Linked DNA regions of Homo sapiens: region 2 is linked to region 1. A link is a loop called in an ENCODE intact Hi-C map of the cell type or tissue named here. Cell type or tissue: dorsolateral prefrontal cortex. All regions are shown on one strand. Links, peaks and the distances in the headings refer to the core of each region. The heading gives the core; the rest is flanking DNA. Region 1 overlaps WDR59 (WD repeat domain 59). Region 2 overlaps WDR59 (WD repeat domain 59).

What was found. A loop is a pair of places that touch in the nucleus more often than their neighbours do. Peaks named below come from ENCODE experiments on the same cell type or tissue, not always from the same donor. Only the 100,000 strongest peaks of a DNase experiment are listed, where the experiment ranks them.
Region 2: it touches region 1 in a loop (2.0-fold over the local background); 1 of 110 quality-filtered maps calls a loop at or near these places.

The regions. Positions count from the first base shown.
Region 1 is chr16:74,953,074-74,957,459 of GRCh38, reverse strand. It overlaps WDR59 (WD repeat domain 59), which reads left to right. Exons shown (of 26, transcript NM_030581.4): 3 at 850-985. Among named protein-coding and RNA genes, the nearest start is that of WDR59, 30 kb to the left of the region's middle. In dorsolateral prefrontal cortex, for the core only: a CTCF peak has its summit at 2,570; a DNase peak (open chromatin) is centred at 2,509; H3K27ac peaks cover 2,126 bases.
Region 2 is chr16:74,872,840-74,877,225 of GRCh38, reverse strand. WDR59 (WD repeat domain 59) reads left to right here. Exons shown (of 26, transcript NM_030581.4): 26 at 2,782-4,386. The coding sequence ends at 3,017. Among named protein-coding and RNA genes, the nearest start is that of FA2H, 100 kb to the right of the region's middle. RefSeq lists enhancers at 822-1,547, 2,276-3,001. In dorsolateral prefrontal cortex, for the core only: no CTCF peak of the experiment used is centred there; no DNase peak of the experiment used is centred there.

The DNA of each region.
Region 1 (4,386 bases), core at 73-4,072:
ATATGTTTAATTTAACTCACATTTGTTGAGTGCAGAGCACTGAGCCTGGCGATGTGAAGCATACAGAGATATTCAAGACAGCCGGGCATGGTTCCTTGTGCCTGTAATCCCAGTACTTTGGGAGGCTGAGGCAGGTGGATCACCCGAGGTCAGCAGTTCGAGATCAGCCTGGCCAACATGGTGAAACTCCGTCTCTACAAAAAATGCAAAAATTAGTTAGGCGTGATGGTGGGTGCCTGTAATCCCAGCTACCCGGAAGGCTGAGGTAGGAGAATCGTTTGAACTTGGGAAGCGGAGGTTGCAGTGAGCTGAGATCATACCACAGTACTCCAGCCTGGGTGACAGAGCGAGACTCTGTCTCAAAAAAAAAAAAAAAAAGAAAAAAAAAGATATTCAAGACATAGTTCATTCTCTGAACACTTAGTTGATTCAGGACAAGAGCCTTAAATTATTAGTCCTGCTACAAGATAAATGCTGTGGTCAAAATGCAAACTATGCAATGGGAGTAATGTGGAATTAATTAATTCAGTAATTAACCCTAGCTGGGGGATTGGGAAAGGCTGGGAGAAGGGCAGGTTGGAGGTGAATCCAGACTCTCATGGATGGATGTGGTAGGGAAGGCCATCTCTGGAGGTGGGACTCTCACAGGGACACTTCTTCCCTTTGTGTGACAGCCACCTTGAATTACACTTGTCACTTCTTTGCCTTTCAGAGTAAATAAATGCCATGTGTGTTTGGGTTTTTTGGAGCACTGCTTGCAAATTGTATGCAATTCCAATTGTGCTTTTCTATCTTAATGCTAATGATGTTGTGTTTTTATACTATTATAATGTTGATGTTGGTCTCTAGCCGCAGATTCTTATACATCGTCAATCTAGATGCCCCTTTCGAAGGTCACCGAAAGATCTCTCGCCAGAGCAAATGGGACATTGGAGCTGTGCAGTGGAATCCTCATGACAGCTTTGCACACTATTTTGCGGCTTCGGTGAGCTTATTTAAGGAATACAGGAGAATGCTGTTAAATGTGTCATCTGGGGCTGGCAGATCTATGCCCTGTGTAGAGAAGAGAATGCAGTCCTCATTGCTCATTTGGAAAAGAGGTTTGGATGGTTCTGAGAAAAAGACAGAGGCAAGTTACGGATTAAATATACGTGGGAATGCTCGCTGGTCCCATCGGTGTCAGGCCTTGTATTACTAGGGACTGAATTCAGATTTTGAAAGGGAAACAGGCAGATGCATCCATTTCTGTGAGTGGTGAGAACCTGTTTCATCAGCAGCAATGTAACTAGCCAGCGGACAAATGGCAGATGACTTTGAAAGACATTCTAAGGAGGGTAACTGGCGAGCTGGTGTGGAGTTGACCTTCATTGCTTTCAGAGGGATCAGAAGACTCCCCCTACCCTTCTATTCAAAGGAAGGGATTCTTCCTTGATTGGGAATCATTAGATTTCGTTAACCCCATCAAATTCTATGTGCCTGTTTATGTGTGATTTTTTTTTTCCCTAGGGAAAACATGTATAAGTTTTGTTAGGTTTTCTAATACAAAAATCTTTTCTTTATACAAAAAGATTCTGGACTACAACCTGTCTGGCATCTTTCTCCAGATTCTGTGTCACATTGTATTCTAGAATAATGAGAGATCTAAACTTTTTGCTCTTTTTGCATTGGGCTGGCAGGAGAGTATTTAAAGGAATTCTTCTGATTCACCAGGGGCAGGACCACTGTGCAGTCTGTCTCAGTCTGTTCTTGTCAGGAAAGGCAGTCTGCAGAAGGAAAGCAACTGAGCAAGGAAAGAAGAGCAACTTTGTCAGCTTGAGAAGGAACAGAAAGCCGCCCTTCCCAGCTATTTCCAAAATAGAGTCTGCCTTTAACTGTGGATGTCCGAGGTTGCGCTGATTTTCAGGGCTATTCTCAAAGAGAAAGGCAGAGTCAGTCTTCCTGCCTTTCTACTCTCAGGCCTCTTTCCTGAGTGCTAGAAGGAGCTCTTTTAGTTGGTTTATACCTCGGGACCCTTATTTCCCTCTCACCCTCGGCCCCTGATCGTCTAGTCCAGGGTTTTTTAACCTTGGCACTACTGGCTTGTTAGGTCATTCTTTGTGGTGGGGCTGTCCTGTGCGTTGCAGGAAGTTCAGCAGCATCCCTGGCCCTACCTGCTAGATCTCAGTAGTATGCTCCCCACCTGTTGTTATGACAATCAAAAATGTCTCCAGCCACTGTCAGATGTCCTCTGGGAAGCAAAATCACCTCTGATTGGGTTTAGGCTGACGCCTCAGTTGTTGTACTCAGTGGATTAACACTGCATTTGTTCGGGAGTGCTAACAAAGACAGCCTTTTTAAAATTTGTTCCTTCACAATTAATCATTTTAAAGTGAACAATTCAGTATCCTTCACTGCATTCACATGTTGTATAACCACCACCTCTATCCAATTCCCAAACATTTCTATCCCTCCCGGGTAAAACCCTTTATTCATTAAGCAGTTTCTCCCCATTCCTCCCTCCGTTGCAACCCCTGGCAACCACCAGTCTGCGCTCTGTCTCAATGGATTGATCTATTCTGGATCTTCCATAGACATGAAATCATAAAACAAGTGGCCTTTTGTGTCTGACTTCTTTTACTTAGCATAATGTTTTGAAGTTCATCCATGTTATAGCAGGTATCAGAACTTCATTCCTTTTTATCAGTGGATAATATTCCATTGTGTAATTGTTTATCTATCCGTCCATCCATCAGAGGACATTTGACTGGCTATTGAATAGAGCTGGTATGAACATATGTGTGGAGGTACTTGTTTTTGCTTCTTTTGGGTAAACATCTAAGAGTGGAATTGCAGGGTCATATGGTAATTCTGTGTTTAACTTTTGGAGGGAACCACCAAACTATTTCCACAGTGGCTAAACCTTTTATACTCCCATCAGCAATGCACAGAGTTCCAGTTTTTCCACATCCTCTCCAAAATTTATTTTTTGTATTTTTAAAAAAATTATAGCCATCCTAGTGGGTGTGAAGGTGTGAGGTGGTACTTTGTTATGTCTTTTTGTTTGTTTGTTTTGAGACAGAGTTTCACTCTTGTTGCCCAGGCTGGAGTGCAGTGGCATGATCTCGGCTCACCACAACCTCCACCTCCTGGGTTCAAGCGATTCTCCTGCCTCAGCCTCCCAAGTAGCTGGGATTACAAGCACACATGATCACGCCTGGCTAATTTTGTATTTTTAGTAGAGACAGGGTTTCTCCGTGTTGGTCCAGCTGGTCTCAAACTCTCGACCTCAGGTGATCCACCCACCTCAGCCTCCCAAAGTGCTTGGATTACAGGCATGAGCCACCGCACCCAGCCTTATTGTGGTTTTAGTTTATATTCCCCCAGTGACTAAGGATGTTGAGTATCTTATTGGCCACGTATATGTCATTTTTTTGGAGAAATGTCTATTCAAGGCCTCTGCCCTTTTTCTTTTTTTTTTTGAGACGGAGTCTCGCTCTGTCACCCAGGCTGGAGTGCAGTAGTGCTATCTCAGCTCTCTGCAAGCTCCACCTCCCGGGTTCACGCCATTCTCCTGCCTCAGCCTCCCAAGTAGCTGGGACTACAGGCGTCCACCACCATGCCCGGCTAATTTTTTTGTATTTTTAGTAGAGACAGGGTTTCGCCCTGTTAGCCAGGATGGTCTCGATCTCCTCACCTCATGATCCGCCTGCCTCGGCCTCCCAAAGTGCTGGGATTACAGGCATGAGACACCACGCCCGGCCTTGCCTCTGCCCTTTTTCGAATTGGGTTGTTTGCATTTTTACTGTTGAGTTGTAGGAGTTCTTTATATATTCTGGATATTAGACCTTTATCAGATGTATGATTTGCAAATGTTTTCTTCCCTTTTGTTGATTGTCTTTCTGCATTCTTGACAGTGTTCTTTGATGCACAAAAGCTTTAATTTTAATGAAGTTTATCTGTTTTTTTCTTTTGTTCTTGGTTGGAAGGCAACTTTTTTTTTTTTTTTTTGAGACGGAGTCTCGTTCTGTTGCCCAGGCTGGAGTGCAGTGGCGCCATCTCAGTTCATTGCAGCCTCTGCTTCCCAGGTTCAAGGAATTCTCGTGCCTCAGCCTCTCAAGTAGCTGGGACTACAGGCACGTGCCACCATGCCCAGCTAATTTTTGTATTTTTAAGTAGAGATGGGCTTTCACCATGTTGGCCAGGCTGGTCTCTAACTCCTCACCTCAAGCGATCCCCCTGCCTCAGCTTCCCAAAGTGCTGGGATTACAGGCATGAGCCACTGCCCCTGGCTGGAAGGCAACCTTTTGAGAAAGCTTTAGTTAGGGAAATCTGAGGTCAAGTCCTAGTTTTAACATTCTGTCTTTTATCTTGAGAGGCCCCACAATTTTCTGAGCCTTGCTTGCCTCA
Region 2 (4,386 bases), core at 199-4,198, 80 kb after region 1:
ACAAAACCAGCAAATTTAAATCTTTTAACTTTAAAATATACTGACTTATCAGCACATTCAGTAAGACAATACCCTCACCGCGTTGATTGATCGTTTTAATAAAACTGGAACATTTCCCTTGATGAACTAATAGAACACATCAATTATCTTGAATACAGATTCATATCTCATACTTGCAAGTGGTATCTGCTTTGCAATTTGTATCTAGTGTAGCCCCAGCCTCCCAGAGTCATTCTTCTTCCCTCAGAGACCCAGAGAAAACCTGGAACCATTAGCGACCGGCACGATTAGTGGATTGTCAGGGATATTCCAAAGGCAGCCAGGTGTGAGACACCTTGCCAGCTCTGTTTTTGGGAACACATTCCACATCCCTTTGTATGCCCTGAAGTGGTGAGAGGAAGCACGCACCAGCAAGGCCCACGGGCATCTGCCTATCCTTCTCAATCGGTTCATACGCTGAGCCATTCCATTGTGTATATACAGGGCAGAGGCAAGGGAGAGCGTCCTGGGGCTTTTATGTTTTCTGTCTTTGTGAATTTAGATCTCCTTAGAAATTGTCCAGATCCCCCCAAAGATCATTCGCTAATTAACGAAATGAAATATTAGTTCAGGGTCTTAAAGTTAATAAGGATCTTGAAAACTATATTTAATCCGATTCACTGTAGAGAAACACAATTATTAATGATACTGTGAGATGACATTTTAATAATTTTACCCAGATAGATATGGAGAATAATTAAGTTTACAGTTATCTCAAGTACCAAGGAACAAACCCTTTTAAACATTAGAATTAAATTTACCTGAACACACAATATTTACATTCTCATAATGTTGGCCAATAAAACCAGTAATGAAAATTTGAGAGTTTTCAACTAATTAGGCTTTTCATGAGAACATAACCAAAGTTTGTACATAATATAAAAAATTATGCTTAGAGGGAGAAGACATAGCTATTTTTAAACCAAAATTTTCAAACCAGTCTGATTTGTCTCAAGATTTGCCTTAATTGGAACTATCATAAAATATGCCCTTAGGTACCACATATCAGAGGAGTTTTTATTGGCCTTTTTTTTCTGACCACCAGTTGTCATTCAACAGAGCAGCCAGTTCTGCTAGAAGAAAGGACCCTCCCTCTGTTGTAAGAGGGAAGGAGAGGTGGGAGATTGGAAGATGCGTGGTGTAACGACGAAGGGAAGTGAGAGACGAGGCTGGCAGGTGCAGGAGCCGGGAGAAAAGGCATGAGGGAAGAGTTTGCAGAACGTGGTGGAGGCCCGAAGTCACCATCTCGGGGACAGAAGGGAAACACAGGCTCCGCGCAGGGCTAGGTGTTGTGTCCGTTGGTGATCGCGTGTATGAAGTGAGATGCATTTCTTGAACATGGGCCTTTCTCCAGGATTGCTCAGCCTCTTGTGGGCAGGCATGGAGTGGGCAGGTGATATGGGTCATCCAGGGTAGAGGTTTTGCCAGGTGGTGCAGGAGATGGGCAAAGGAATTGAAGGCATTTGCAAAATAAGTGATTATAAAGTGAGTCCATGTAATTCAGGTTGGCCAAAGGGCAAATTGCAGCTAGAAAGGGGCAGGTGGACTGAAGGGTTAGTGGTGATGGGTTAGGGATGAGGGCAAAGACCTGAATGGCCGGGTGGGCACTGGGTTAGTGGTGTAGGTTTGGGAGACCTCCAGGATCATCTAAGAACTGGGGTAGAGAGAAAATTGAGAGCCAAGAACAAGTCTTCAGTGAGTGGGGGTGTGTCTCCAGAATGTCCTCAGATGACACAGAGAAAAGGGGGAAAGGCTGGTGAAGCTGGATGACATTGGCCTCCAGCAGAAAGGTCAGTCTGGAGGCAGCGATGGGACACAGTCCCCACCCACTGCCCCTGCAGTCAGAGGACTTAAGCAAGAAATGGCCTTTCATCCAAAAGCCAGCAGAGGCAGGAGGGTCAGGTGATGAGGGGACTATTGCCAGCAGAGTAGATAGAGCAGGTTTTACTCAGGGTAGCCCAGTGGAACCAGTCCCCGCCCGGCGGTGGAGCGGCATCCCGGTGTCCTGACTTGGGCCAGTGGCGAGTGGGCAGTAGCAGGCGTTGGTAAAGCCAGTCTGCCCTCTGCTGAAGTGTTACTGCTGAGTCATTCAGTTCTTTCAGCTGATACCTGTTCAACACCTCCTGCGTGCCAGGCCCTGCCAGCCGTCGGGGTGGGAAGAGGCATCAGACGCAGCTGCCCCCTGCTGTAGGGCACTGGGTTTCCATGCGGAGCCCCTGAGAAAATACAGTACTCAGCAGCTGGGTGCAGTGGCTCAGAAGAAGGAGTTCTGGTGTAAAAAAAACAAAAAAAAACAGGCTGGGCACAGTGGCTCACGCCTATAATCCCAGCACTTTGGGAGGCCAAGGCAGGTGGATCACCTGAGGTCAGGAGTTCGAGACCAGCCTGGCCAACATGGCGAAACCCCGTCTCTACTAAAAATACAAACTTAGCTGGGCGTGGTGGCAGGTGCCTGTAATTCCAGCTACTCGGGAGGCTGAGGCAGGACACTTGAATCCGGGCTGTGAAGGTTGCAGTGAGCCAAGATTGCACCATTGCACTCGAGCCTGGGTGACAAGAGTGAAACTCTGTCTCAAAAAGAAAAAATAAAAATAAAAAAAACAGAAAATGAAAACCACTGGTCTAAGAGAATCTGCTAGAGTCTTGAGAGGAAGACTTCCTTCTTCCTGGCAAGCCCCAGTTTCCTTTTTCAGAACTAAACTCATGCTGCCTCTTGTTTTGCCCGTCCCTGCCCATTTCCAGAGTTCGGCGTGTACTGCAGCCACTGCCGGAGTGAGGTCCGTGGCACGCAGTGTGCCATCTGCAAAGGCTTCACGTTCCAGTGTGCCATCTGTCACGTGGCTGTGCGGGGATCGTCCAATTTCTGCCTGACCTGTGGGCACGGTGGCCACACCAGCCACATGATGGAGTGGTTTCGGACCCAGGAGGTGTGTCCCACCGGGTGTGGGTGCCACTGCCTGCTTGAAAGCACTTTCTGAACCTACAGAAGTTGGGTATTGTCTGAAATCCCAGAGGACCCATAAGTGCCGGTGACAAGCTGTCTGTCAGGGGAGAGGCTCCAGAACCTGGGTTCGTCCCCAGTGAGACCGGAGGATGATCCCCCAAGGACTGCGCAGCATCAGCTCTTGGTGGGCCTCTGCCTTCTCTTCTGTTTGGCCACCTGGTGTGGATGTCACTGTGTGAAGATAAGGACAGAAGTGCAGAGCTGCGCTTTGTGTGTTGTCTATGTCGGCTGAGCTACCAAGGTGGAAGTTTTCATGGAGAAAAGCACCTGGCTCCAGGGCCAGTGTTACAGTGTTACCCTGTAAGGTGTTAGCCTTAAACCACCGAGCAGCGTTCTCTTGATGCCAGTGCAGAGACCAGAGTCAGATGCCCGAGGACAGTGGGTAGGAATTTCATCAACAAATGGACCTATGGCATCATGGCTTTAGAAGCTGGTACATTTACTGAGCTGATGGACAGTGGCCTTCTAAAATATGACACTTAAATTGTAAATATGCACTGTACTTAAGGATTCTTAAGATGTATTTTTTTGTTATTTCTCCTCCAGCTGCTATCCCTTGGCTAATAAAATTCTAGTAATTTGAAAAAAAAAAAAAAGAGAGAAAGTTAAACAACATTATGGTGAATCATTTTTTACCCTAATTCTAATTGAAGGTAGCTATTTTGAATAGGACCAAAGTCAGTGCTCCGATTTTTAAAGGAAATGCTGATTTACTTTTGTCATCTGACAAGAGAAAATGGAATTTGACATTTAAGGTTCTTCCTAGCCCCAAGAGTCTTATTTCTTCTAGCAAAAGGAGGACAAGATTGCCGTGCAGCATGGATAGAAAAGTCTCCCTGGCCAGGCCCCATGGCTCATGCCTGTAATCCCACACTTTAGAAGGCAAAAGTGAGGGGATCACCTGAGCTCAGGAGTTCGAGACCAGCCTGGGCAACATAAGGAGATCCCATCTCTGCAAAAAATTTAAAAAATAGGCCGGGCACGGTGGCTCATGCCTGTAATCCCAGCACTTTGGGAGGCTGAGGTGGGAGGATTACCTGAGGTCAGGAGTTCGAGACTAGCCTGGCCAACATGGTGAAACCCCATCTCTACTAAAAATAGAAAAATTAGCCGGGCATGGTGGCGGGCGCCTGTAATCCCAGGTACTGGGGAGGCTGAGACAGGAGAATCGCTTGAACTTGGGAAGCAGAGGTTGCAGCGAGCTGAGATTATGCCATTGCACTCCAGCCTGGGTGACAAGAGTGAGACTCTGTCTCAAAAAAAGAAAAAAAAAATTAAAAAAATAGCCGGGTGTGGTGGCACATGCCTGTGGTCCCAGCTACTTGAGGGGCCGAGGTGGGAGG